3 separate regions of the Mus musculus genome follow, and all the other regions are linked to region 1. A link is a loop called in an ENCODE intact Hi-C map of the cell type or tissue named here. Cell type or tissue: heart. All regions are shown on one strand.

The links. A loop is a pair of places that touch in the nucleus more often than their neighbours do. Peaks named below come from ENCODE experiments on the same cell type or tissue, not always from the same donor. Only the 100,000 strongest peaks of a DNase experiment are listed, where the experiment ranks them.
Region 2: it touches region 1 in a loop (4-fold over the local background); 8 of 42 quality-filtered maps call a loop at or near these places.
Region 3: it touches region 1 in a loop (7-fold over the local background); 5 of 42 quality-filtered maps call a loop at or near these places.

What each region holds. Positions count from the first base shown.
Region 1 is chr6:59,183,980-59,187,979 of GRCm38, forward strand. No RefSeq gene overlaps it. Among named protein-coding and RNA genes, the nearest start is that of Tigd2, 23 kb to the right of the region's middle. In heart, no CTCF peak of the experiment used is centred here; a DNase peak (open chromatin) is centred at 1,532.
Region 2 is chr6:58,874,608-58,878,607 of GRCm38, forward strand. Herc3 (hect domain and RLD 3) reads left to right here. Exons shown (of 26, transcript NM_001361966.1): 15 at 1,882-2,045; 16 at 2,161-2,274. Among named protein-coding and RNA genes, the nearest start is that of Nap1l5, 31 kb to the right of the region's middle. In heart, CTCF peaks have their summits at 961 (motif pointing right) and 1,651 (motif pointing right); no DNase peak of the experiment used is centred here.
Region 3 is chr6:58,545,892-58,549,891 of GRCm38, forward strand. The region is part of intron 2 of Gm45943 (a long non-coding RNA gene); the gene reads right to left. Among named protein-coding and RNA genes, the nearest start is that of Gm35077, 14 kb to the left of the region's middle. In heart, no CTCF peak of the experiment used is centred here; no DNase peak of the experiment used is centred here.

The sequences.
Region 1 (4,000 bases):
GTCTGTCTCTCTCCTCTCAGGTGCTTTCTCATTCTTTCATCCTACCCCTCTCTCATCATGTTATATAGCTCACAGTATCCACCCACTTTGTAGCCCCAATTGACCGGGAATTCATGATCTTCTACCTCAACCTCCCAAGTATGGGATTGCGCATCTAAGTCACCATGTCTGGCTTCAACAAAGGACTTTTATGGCAGGAGACTGAATTATAATAATGGAGAGACATGGGTCTCTATACAAACTATACAAAGTAGAGAATTTCTCTGAAACTTCACAGTATATGTTTACATTCAAATCCATAATGAGTTTCTAATTTAGAACAAAGTCAATAAAGATTTATAACTCTTTCCCCAGAATATTTCATTCCCAAGTTTTTCAATGTTTATTGACATTTACCATATAGTTTAGAGTTTCTCACCACAGCATTCCAGGTTTAAAAATATTCATGTGAGATTTGAGAACACTGTCTCAATAATTCCAGTTTAAGCCTTAATTTAAACCCAGGCATCCAAAACCCATGGGTTACATAGTTATCAATAACTAGAAATGAGCTGGTCATGTGGCTTAGTGGTAATGCTAGAGGGATAACAGTATAATATTATCAGCTAAGATAGTATGCAGTGTATTAATTGGCTCTCAACTATTCTACATGTTGTATTCCATCACTCTAAACTCACAAGTATACACCACACTCTCAAGTTAGTAATGTCCATTTAATGGGGAAAAATTCACAAAAATTTGTCATTTTAATGAAAATGCTTTAGAGAATGTTTTAAACATATAGTGTGAATTAACTCATAGAAAACGTCCTGCCTACATGCAAGATGTTTCAAACCAAACAGAATCAACTCAAGTGTGACTTACTGAGCTTCCTGGGGGCTGACTCCAAATAGCCTGTGACAGGCAGGATGCATCCCCTGCCTCAGTTTTTCAAATATGTTCTTTCAGCCAGTCTCATGCTTTACTTTACTTAAAAGAGCATGAGGAAACAAATCTGCCAGTCACATTGAGGACATGATAGCGCATGGTCAAACAGAAACACCTGAGGAGCAGCAGCAGCTTCCACTTAACTGTTCCAATGACTGGAATAAAAATCAACAACCCCCACACATTGCTCAGTGCTGTGAACGGTTTATGTTAGGCTGGTGGCTAAAATCGGCGAGAGATAACAAGAACCCTAAAGCTCTAAGTGAACGTAAGAGAGGGAGTGACACATGTCATTATCCAAAATATGTCTCTATAGCAACCAAGTGTGGAACAACAGGAAAGGGAAACATGGCAGGACATCTCAAACCCCATTAGATCTCCAAAAAGTAACAGGTCACCTGCAGCTACCTTTAGCTTGAAGTGTCAGGAGAATAAAGAAGAACCAACTCCACTGAGGAAAAAAACAGCCAGCGTGAAATGGACACTGTGTTCCTCCTATCTGGTGATCTGCAACTGCTGTGATGACTCACAGAGTAGCACAAAGGCAGCTTCGTGCTCTCTGAGGCACAAACGGCACGTCCGTCCAGGAAACAGCAACATCTTCTGCTTTCACTAAAACTTGGCCGAGCGCTTACAGCCTTGCACTTCCTGTTTTCTCCTTCTTTTAATCAGCTGAGAAAATGAATCTGTTCCTGCAATCCTCCATGACTCACCATGATGCTTTCAATTTCGAAGATTATCCTGAGATTCATCCCGGGCCAGTGTTTTCCTAGCCAAACTGTGAAGGGAACAGGGAGCATGGCCAGGGTCTCTCCAGCATCCTGGAATGGCAGTGGGTGGGGCTGGACCCCAAGACTGGTATTTTTGTTTCTCCTCTTTTCTTTGAAATGCTAGAAAGGAAAACCTCTCTTACCTACTCCTCCGCGTGTTTGTACATGCAGGTAGCCAGGCCTCAGGGTTGTGACCACTCAGTTCTGGAGTTAATCACTGACAATTGGACGAAGTAATTCTTCATGAATTTTACCCCAGTTGAGATTGAATCTTGCACTTTTATTTTTGGAATGATAATTATTTCTACCTTTCTTCTCTATTTTCAGCCTACCTGTTTAAGACAAAATAAAAGGGACCACACGGGATGTATGATTTTATTTAAGCAAGTTAAAACACTGGACCACCAAAGACTTGAACAGAGACAAAACCAGTAATAACAAAAGAAAACAAGCAAAACCTATTTGTCTTACTAACCTAAAGTCAAAGTACTTATGCTACTCATGATGAAACCTGACCCAAGAAAAGATTCTAAGAGGGAAGTCTCTGCTCTATGCATATTAAGGGCCACAGGAAGAAAGGGACCAACTCGCTTAGAAAACTGAATGAGAAGACTGTCTGAAGTAGCATAGACCACATTCTTTACGGAGATATGTGAAGCTGCTCTCAGCCTGGAGACAGACAACCTTTGGTTTCTTTTAAAACACCTGCTCCTCCCATCCTTCTCCCAGTCCTCTGGAACCCTGAGAGACAGGCCCAGTGTGGTTTTAACAGAAAAGTTGAATGGTGGTTAAATTCCCTCTCTCTATCTCTTTCTAGAAGCCATCTGGGAGGAAGCCACTGTGATTCTAGCCACTCCGAAATCTACCCAGGGACTCTCCTTTGGGTTGAGGTCTAGTACTTATTTAAAACAGTTAAAGTAAGTGACCACATTTAATCTGAGATTTTCGGATCCCTACAATCATGCCCTAGTGGAAGAGTAGACTTATTTTCATCATGGAGTTGAGCTCACCATTGGCAGAAAGTAGATGGCAGATGGTTGTGTTACCGTCATAGTGCCTTCAATCTAGATGGAAGCCACCATGTCACTTTGATGGTATCTTGACTAGTCGGCTTGCTGTCTAAATTAAAATAAAATATTTGCTGACAGATGAAGAGAACAGAAATGAGATTGGGAAAAACCGTAAGGCATAGGAATCTCCCCTTTCTATTTTACCTGGAGCAATACAGACCTTTCAGGTAGTTTCTTTCTTTCTTTTTTTAATTTATTTTTTTATTAGGTATTTTCCTCGTTTACATTTTCAATGCTATCCCAAAAGTTCCCCATACCCACCCCCCACTCCCCTACCCACCCACTCCCCCTTTTTGGCCCTGGGGTTCCCCTGTACTGGGGCATATAAAGTTTGCAAGTCCAATGGGCCTCTCTTTCCAGTGATGGCCGACTAGGCCATCTTTTGATACATATGCAGCTAGAACAAGAGCTCCGGGGTACTGCTTAGTTCATAATGTTGTTCCACGTATAGGGTTGCAGTTCCCTTTAGTTCCTTGGGTACTTTCTCTAGCTCCTCCATTGGGGGCCCTGTGATCCATTCAATAGCTGACTGTGAGCATCCACTTCTGTGTTTGCTAGGCCCCGGCATAGTCTCACAAGAGACAGCTACATCTGGGTCCTTTCAGCAAAATCTTGCTAGTGTATGCAATGGTGTCAGCGTTTGGAAGCTGATTATGGGATGGATCCCTGGATATGACAGTCTCTAGATGGTCCATCCTTTCGTCACAGCTCCAAACTTTGTATCTGCAACTCCTTCCATGGATGTTTTGTTCCCAATTCTAAGAAGGGGCACAGTGTCCACACTTTGGTCTTCGTTCTTCTTGAGTTTCATGCGTTTAGCAAATTGTATCTTATATCTTTGGTATCCTAAGTTTTTGGGCTAATATCCACTTAACAGTGAGTACATATTGTGTGAGTTCCTTTGTGATTGGGTTACCTCACTCAGGAAGATGCCCTCCAGGTCCATCCATTTGCCTAGGAATTTCATAAATTCATTTTTTAATAGCTGAGTAGTACTCCATTGTGTAAATGTACCACATTTTCTGTATCCATTCCTCTGTTGAGGGGCATCTGGGTTCTTTCCAGCTTCTGGCTATTATAAATAAGGCTGCTATGAACATAGTGGAGCATGTGTCCTTCTTACTGGTTGTTTATGAGCTATCACTTGTTAAGCTACTTTGTGAGATGTGTAGGAGTCCCACTCCCCTCTGCATCTACTTTACTCTTCCCCTCTAGTCTACTTTACCATAAATA
Region 2 (4,000 bases), 310 kb before region 1:
GGAGATTAATCCCAATTTTGAGATAGTCATAAAGTTAGGTTATTCAACTTTAATCTGTTTTTTTTTCTTCTTCTTCCACATTTGCTTGCAGTTGCAATGCCTCAAATATTAGTATCTTTCTGTCTATCCATCTCCAGTGCTGATGTTAGCGGGTGGGAGCCAAATGAACAGCTTTTGTGATGCAGAGATCTCCATGCAAGGGGGGACAGGTTGACCCAGTGAGGACTTACGGAATGTTTGTTTTCTTTTTCTTTTTTAGGACAGTTGAGTCCACACTGATTTTTGCAGGCTCTGGACACTTTGCTGAGATAGGAACCTTCTGTTCCTCAGCGGGCTGGAGAAGGTCTCTGTTGGAATAGCGCCCAAGGCTTTTTTTAGTAATCTGGTGCAGAACCCTGTCCCCTGGCTTTTGACTTTTATCCCCTCCATTGGTAATTTTTCCAGGTGTTCCTTTGACTTGGTTCAGGTGGCCTGAGTGTCACTACAGCGTGGTTTTCCCTTAAGCGAATTGACCTGCTTCTGGCTTTTCCATTGCTTCTGCCTTCACACAAATGTAATGATGACCACATTAGTAATGTGTTAACACTTGCTACTTCCCAGCATCAGGGACTGTTTAGAGCATGTTTTCTTAGGTGTTTCTAATAGGTGTAAAATAGAGCAAAGGCTGTTTTGAGAGACATTTTATCAGACTTTTAAATTTTTGGCATTTTAATTTTTAAAAATTTCCTAGGCCAGATAGCACAAAACAGAACGGGATTATTCAGTTTTATAATTAGATTTTTTTCTGACATCTGACTGTTCAGATTGAAGAGCAAACCTCACACGAATGCAGCAGCTCTCAAGAGTTTGTCCTTTTTATTTGATGTTTCTCCCACTGTGATTTTTTTTTTAAGGTTTCTTTTATGTATATGGATATTTTGCCTGCATGTATGTCGGTGTACCATATGCGTTTCTGGTGCCATGGAGGCCAGAAGAGGGCATCAGATCCTTGAGAAATGGAGTTTCAGATGGTGGAGAGCATGAGTGTATGTGGTAGGAATTGAACCTGGGACCTCAGGAAGAATAGTCAGTGCTCTTGGCCATTGAGCCAGCTCTCCGGCAGCCCTCCCACTTTAATTTTTAGTGAAATATTTTAAACAAGGAAACCATACAGATTTCAGTATGGCTGAGATCATTTATGAAGATACAGTGACATAATCCTGCTTGAATAGAAAGGTACTACTCGGAGAGAATAAACACAATCAACTTCTTAAACTAATTATGCCTCATAACAGGAAGGAATGTTTTCCCACATCCTCTAAGTATGAAGTGTCCCTTGTACAAAATTCCGTAGTAGCTGAGATCAGTCTTGAAAGGTTGAGGGTACACAAATACTACTGCAGTAGGTGCATTCTGCATCCCGCCGGAGGATGTGTCTGGTCCTCACATATCCTTGGAAGTAAATGTTTTCAGATTAGCCTTCAGCATGAGTCTGAGGAAAAAAAAAACCCGAAAACTCCAACAACATCAAACCTTTTAAGAAAGAAAGAGGCAGGGGAGAGAGAGGGAGAGAGAGGAGGAGTTAAAAATTTTAGAGCCTCTTGTATAGCTGTTTCTCCACACTTTTTTTTTAAGATTTATTTATTTGTTTCATGTATGTGCACATACTAATGCTGTCTTCAGACACACCAGAAGAGGGCATCAGATCCCCATTACAGATGGTTGTGAGCCACCATTCACACATGTTTTAATGACTCCTTTGAAAAACCATTTTTGGGAAGCTGCATTATAGACTAATATTTATCTTCTAGCCACAGGAATTGTAGCTAGCAGGAAGACAACCTAAGAACACTTGTCCAGGGTTATGTGCTAAGACATGTCTTTCTCTCTTCCTTTCTTAAGATAACTGGTGGTCTCAGGCATGCCCCAAATATTTCATGAAGCTGGTAACCCTGTATAAAGGTGCCGTCCTTTACCTCCTAAGGGGAAGGAAGACATTCCTAATCCCGGTACTGTTTAACAACTACATGACTGCAACCCTCAAGCTTCTGGAGAAGTTGTACAAGGTATCCCTGGGGGATGGAGAGTGAGGGTGTGGAGGGATGCAGGATTCTGCCGGGGCTTTCTCTCGGAGATTTTCCAATTCTTGGGTTTTAGTTCTTCTTCTTTGTTCTTCACCAGGTAAATCTTAAGGTGAAGCATGTGGAATACGATAAGTTTTATATCCCTGAGATTTCTAGTCTTGTGGACATTCAGGAAGACTACCTCATGTGGTTTTTGCATCAATCTGGGATGGTAAGAATTTCCTGTAAAGCATATTTTAAGGCTTTAGCCTTTTTTGTTTGTTTGTTTGTTTGTGTTTGAATCGTGCACTTGAGCCATACACCTTGCCTTTGGCTTGAATGCTGCTAACACACCTATCTATTTCACTCAGTTGACTTTGGAATTCTTGAAACTTGGAAGTATTTTAGGTAACCATAAGCGTCATAAGTTTCATCGGGTATGTGGGGCTAGGGTTGTAACTTAGTGGTAGACTTCTTGCTTAGCATGCTCAGGGCTCTAGGTTTTATCCTGAGTACTATATTTAAAAAGGAAGGAAGGAAGGAAGGAAGGAAGGAAGGAAGGAAGGAAGGAAGGAAGGAAGGAAGGTAGGTAGGTAAATCCAAGTATCTAAAGCAGTCAGATTGGTAAACGCAGACAGTGGCTGGTTGGCAGAGGCGGTCTGGAGGCACTGGGAAACTCCAGTTGTTTTTAATGCATTTTAGGTTCCAGGTCACCATGCTGAGATAGTTCTAGAATTCTGTTGTACAACAGTGTGGCTGTTTCAGGGGCTCTTGTTCATCTATCAATCTATTTATTTATTTATTTAAGCATTTTACTTTATGTGTTTGAGTGTTTTATTTGGATGTAGGTCTGTGTACCATATGCATGTTTGGTACCTGCAGAAGCCAGGCGAGGCCATTTAAGCTCTTAGAACTGGAGTTACAGACTACTGTGAGCTGCTATGTGGGTGCTGAGATCAAACCTGGGTCTTGTACTCTTTAATTTACTGAGCCTTCTCTGTAAGCCCTTGTTTCATGTATCCAGGGTAGCTTCCGACTCCCATAGCCAAAGATGACCTTGATCCTACTGCCCCTCACCTCCTCCCAAGTTCTGCGATTATTAGTGTGTGCTTCCACACCTGTATTTTATGCACTGCTGGGTATCATACGGAGGACTTTGTTCAGCTAGACCAGCACCCACCTAGTGAACTGTGTCTCTAGTCCAAGGAAATATTCTCAATATTGCTGATTCATACAATTGAAATTAGGGAGAATGACATATATTTATACTGTTTACTTACTTTTTTGAGCCTCAAATTAAAAATCAAGACATTAATATATAAACTTTAAGTATTTGTTGGGTCTTGGGAGATCCGGCACATAACTGGCTTCCAGAAGTCCCTAGCTGGCTAGTGCAAAAACGTCTTTGAGATGATGCTCTGTGTGCCACATCCCCACTGATTTATCCCTGACACTTAGGGTCATTGGATGTTCGTTTTCTAACAGATAGCCTATTTCACTCTTATTAGGTCAACTTTCCAGACCTTGTGGCCATCTCTTACTGAAGATAGCTCAAATACAAATGTCATACATTCCTGTCCCAACTCTGATGATGTTTGACACAGAACTCAAAGGTCTGTGGATTCTTGCCTACCACCTTAGGCATGGCAGCAGTTGCTCAGCGATAGCAGAATGGCCTGGATATATGCAAGGGATTTAGGATTTATGCAAATCTGAATATCAGAAAACAAGTGGTCATTTGGTACTTGTGTTTAATCCAGCTGGTGCAGCAAATGCATCTGAAATGAGTGTTTGCTAGTCTCACATATTCATTACTAGCATTAGGGTGGCATTTTTTTTAATGTATGGATTTTAGCTCTGCAGTTGTCTCTTAAGGCAAAATATTTATATAAGTGTATTTAAATAAATAGCCAAGTTAGTTTTCCTTGTTAGATGATAGATGATTAAAGTAATAGAGA
Region 3 (4,000 bases), 640 kb before region 1:
CTATCTGGAATCTAAGAACACTGGAAAAAGGCTTTAGCTATGTTAGAATACAATCTTAAAAGGCATTTACTATAAAGTAATACTATATAGAGTGCACGTGAATCTATACACTAGATTAATGTGGTGGAAATTTAAATATAATGGGTTAGGGAAAGAGATGCCATAACTCAGGGAGGAAAATTTCCCTGGACTCTTATCCTCGTGAAACAGCTTCCAGGCTTTTCGCCTGACAAACCGATCCAAACTGGAGAGTTGGCTTTCGCCAGAATATCCAGGAGGAGAGTCCTAGAAATTCATTTCTCACGAGCAGCTTTTTGGCATTTCTGCCTCACAAGCTGACTCCACCAGAGTGCCTGGCAACACAGACTTAGTTCAGAAACCATGGTAACTCAATCTCCCCAGACACTAAACTCTAAAATTTGATATTTTTAAAGGCTGGACTTATTTGCTCTATAGTGCATGCATATAAACATTGTTATATTGTGATATATACCCAAACATTGAATGATAATTATCCAGAAACTGACAAGTGATTTAATTATACATTTACTATAGACAGAGAAACAGTTCACAATACACTGTGAAGTTAAAAGAGGGCAGGGCAGGACTGGAGAGGTGGCTCAGTGACCAAGAGGACTGGCTGGTTTTTCAGAGGACCCAGGTTCAATTCCCAGTACCCACATGACAGCCCACCATCCTCTGACGTCATCCCTAGTGTATCTGATGCCCTCTTCCCACCTCTGTGGGCACTAAATGCACATGGCACACGGACATGCATACAGGCAAAACACCCATACACATAAAATAAAATACTATTAGTTGGTTTCTACTCATTTTTGAATAAATGAAAAAATACAATTATCATTAATTATCACCATATGCTATTTTTCCAGAATGTTTACATTATTATATTTCTGTGACATATACATATTGTTTTATCCAGTTTTAAAACATTAGCAAAATATATTATTAAAAATTGAGTGAAATTCACTCTATGAATATTAAATTAAAAGAATTTTTAATTTATTTTTAATCCTGGCTTTAAAAAAATGAAGCAGTTAATGGGTTTAACAAGGGAGTGTTGCAGTTACCCATGTGTGCCATCAGAGGGCGCCAAAACTGTCCGCTGATACTTAGCTGCAGAAATGATGTAGCTGGATCCCAAGGCATTTGTAGCTTAAAATGGGCAAAATTTCTCTGAATAGAGTAAGCGTTTGTTAGTGATATATTTTAGTACACTTTTTCAGTGTATAAAAATTTAACAGTACCGTTTCCCTAAAGGTGAGATTCTCAAAATTTCTGGAAATATGTAGACTAACACTTGACCCTGACTGTTCGATGATTTAAGTTACAGGGGAAGGTTCCAGACAAACAGTAATAAGGAATGTCTGTGGTGGCCAGTTGTGAATGGAGCGAACCAGTTTCCAGTGCAGTGCACTCTTCAGACAAGTCCGAGGTTCCCATGAGCTCGGGGAGGCTGAACCTGACTTATGACCCCCCTGTCCCGCGACCCTGAGCTGGAATGGAAGGTTCTTCCAAAGAAAGAGTGTGTCAGGCTCAGTATCCCCCATTACTAGGAGTCGTCTCTGGGGTCATCCTTGGTAGATTCCAGGGAGTTTCTCTGCACTTACTTCACACACACACTTCCAAGCATCTCTTTCAGTATTTTCCCAATACAGTGAGTTCCCAAGCAGAAAAGCCCAGGCATGTTGGAAATGCCTCTGGTAACCCACGGCACCTCAACCCCAGTATCTGAAATGGAACTTGAACCCAACTTGCTCCAAATGTCTATATACAAACATGTCTGTGCCTCCCATTCAGACCTTCCAGGGAAACCCAGGAGATAGCTTCTCTACTTGTGACTGACTTGTCCCCTCAGCTCCCTCCTTACTGTGAGATGATAGCTCTCCAAAAGGGATCCCCCTGCCTCTGGGGTAACCCTTATTCATTGTCCATGCCATGTTCGAGATGTGCTTGTGTTTAATTGCATCTTCGAAGAAAAATTTAAATTCTGGTATTATATAAAAGATTCTTCTTCATGTTCTATCCTTTGCCTGCTCAGAATAGTTTCTAGTTCAACTAACCTCCCCCAAAGTCTCTCTCTATATATCCCTGTCTGTCTCTTTGTGTATGTGTATGCATGTGTGTATGTGTATTCATGTATATGTATGTACTTTAAATTTTATTTTAAGTGTTTGAGTGTACTCTGACCCCCTGAATCCCTCTGCATGTATGTCTGTGTATCATAGGCATGCCTGGTCCATCTAGGACCTCTTATAGGGCACTGGACCATCTAGAACTGGTGTCACAAATGGTCATATGTTTTCCTGTATTATCTTACCACAGCACAAGGAGAACGTTTCTTTAAAATGTTTATTTTCATTATTATTTTACTTTACATGTAATGATGGTTCACTTTTACGTGTGTTTGTGCACCATGTGTGAACCTGGCACCAGTGAAGATTACAAGAGCAGGGCAGATTCCTGGAGTTACCGGTAATTGTGAACTACCATGCTGGTGGTGGGAATTGAACCTAGGTTTGATTACTGGGACCCAGTGGTAGGAAAATAGAACTTACCCCTTTAGGTTGCCCTCTGATCTCTAGTAGTGCACTGTGGATTTGTGGATTTGTGCAGCATGTATGTAAGGGTTGAGAGTTGGAGAGATAGCTCCGTGCACAAAGAGCTTGCCCAACAATCCAGAGGAGCTGAGCTCAGATCTCTATTGACCAAGTAAAGGCAGATGCAATAGTTTGTGTCTGCAGTCTCTCATTACTGTTATAATGAGTTGAGATGCAGAGACAGGAAAATTCTCCAAATTTTGAGACTCTCTCAAAAAGAGGCAAGCAGAGAACCAACACTCAAGGTTGTTTGCTGACCTCCACATCCTTTATAGCACACACTCACCCATATGCATATTCATGAACAAGCATACACATACCTACATAGATGGCAGAGTTGGGAGGCAGATTTGTTTGTATGTGTGTATGTGTAATGTATATGTGTGTACTATATATCATATATATATATATATATGTGAGATATATATAAAATATATATTATATATATATATTTATTTTTAAAACTTTAGTGAGAATAATCCATGCTAAGCTACTGAATTGCTTGTTGCTGTCTTAAAGGACAATGGGAACTTATCTTCTTAGGAGATGGCATGTCTACACAAGAGTAACACACATAGTGCTTTAAAGTATAAAGTCAGGTTACTCAGTCATATCTCCATAACTGCCTCATTCCTGCCCCATATCACCGAGCATACTCTTTGGCCCTTCTTTTGTCTGGGGATGAGGAGTTGGTAAAGTGCTTTCTTTATAAACGTGAGGGCCTGGGGTCATATTAACAACCTCAGGCAGATCCTTGGAGCCTGTTCATCAGCCCCTAACCTACACACCAAGTTCCAGGTCAGTGAAAGGCTCTATCTCAAAAGAAGCAAACAGAATCCCTCTTTTCTGCCCATCCTGTTTTCTTGGTGATAAGTGTTTCTCTCCATGCCCCCCCCCACAATTTCCTTTATTTCAATTTTTCTTTTGTTTTTATGTTTCTTTGATTGACTCAATTTCCTCTTTTCATACCTCTCTCTCACTGGCTTAGCATGCTGTGAACTATAGTAACTACAGAATGAAGGATCTAGTAATATCTATGACACCCCTGTTTATGTTGTTTCACAAATGAGTTTCCAAACTCTGAATATTCACACCTACTTCTATTGAATTTCAAAGAGACAAAAATGCATTCAGGTTATTTTTCACTGTAGTGTCCTTTGTCTAATATAACATATGTATGTAATTAATATTATTATATTAGTTATAGTAACTCTTACTAGTAACACTGTATTTTATATTCTATTCTACATGCTACATCATATATAATCAATATATTATATATAATATATTAATTATTACTTATATTATTTTATATATCACATGTCATATATTATATCATATATTATATTATATGCTATATGTTATCTGTTATATATTAT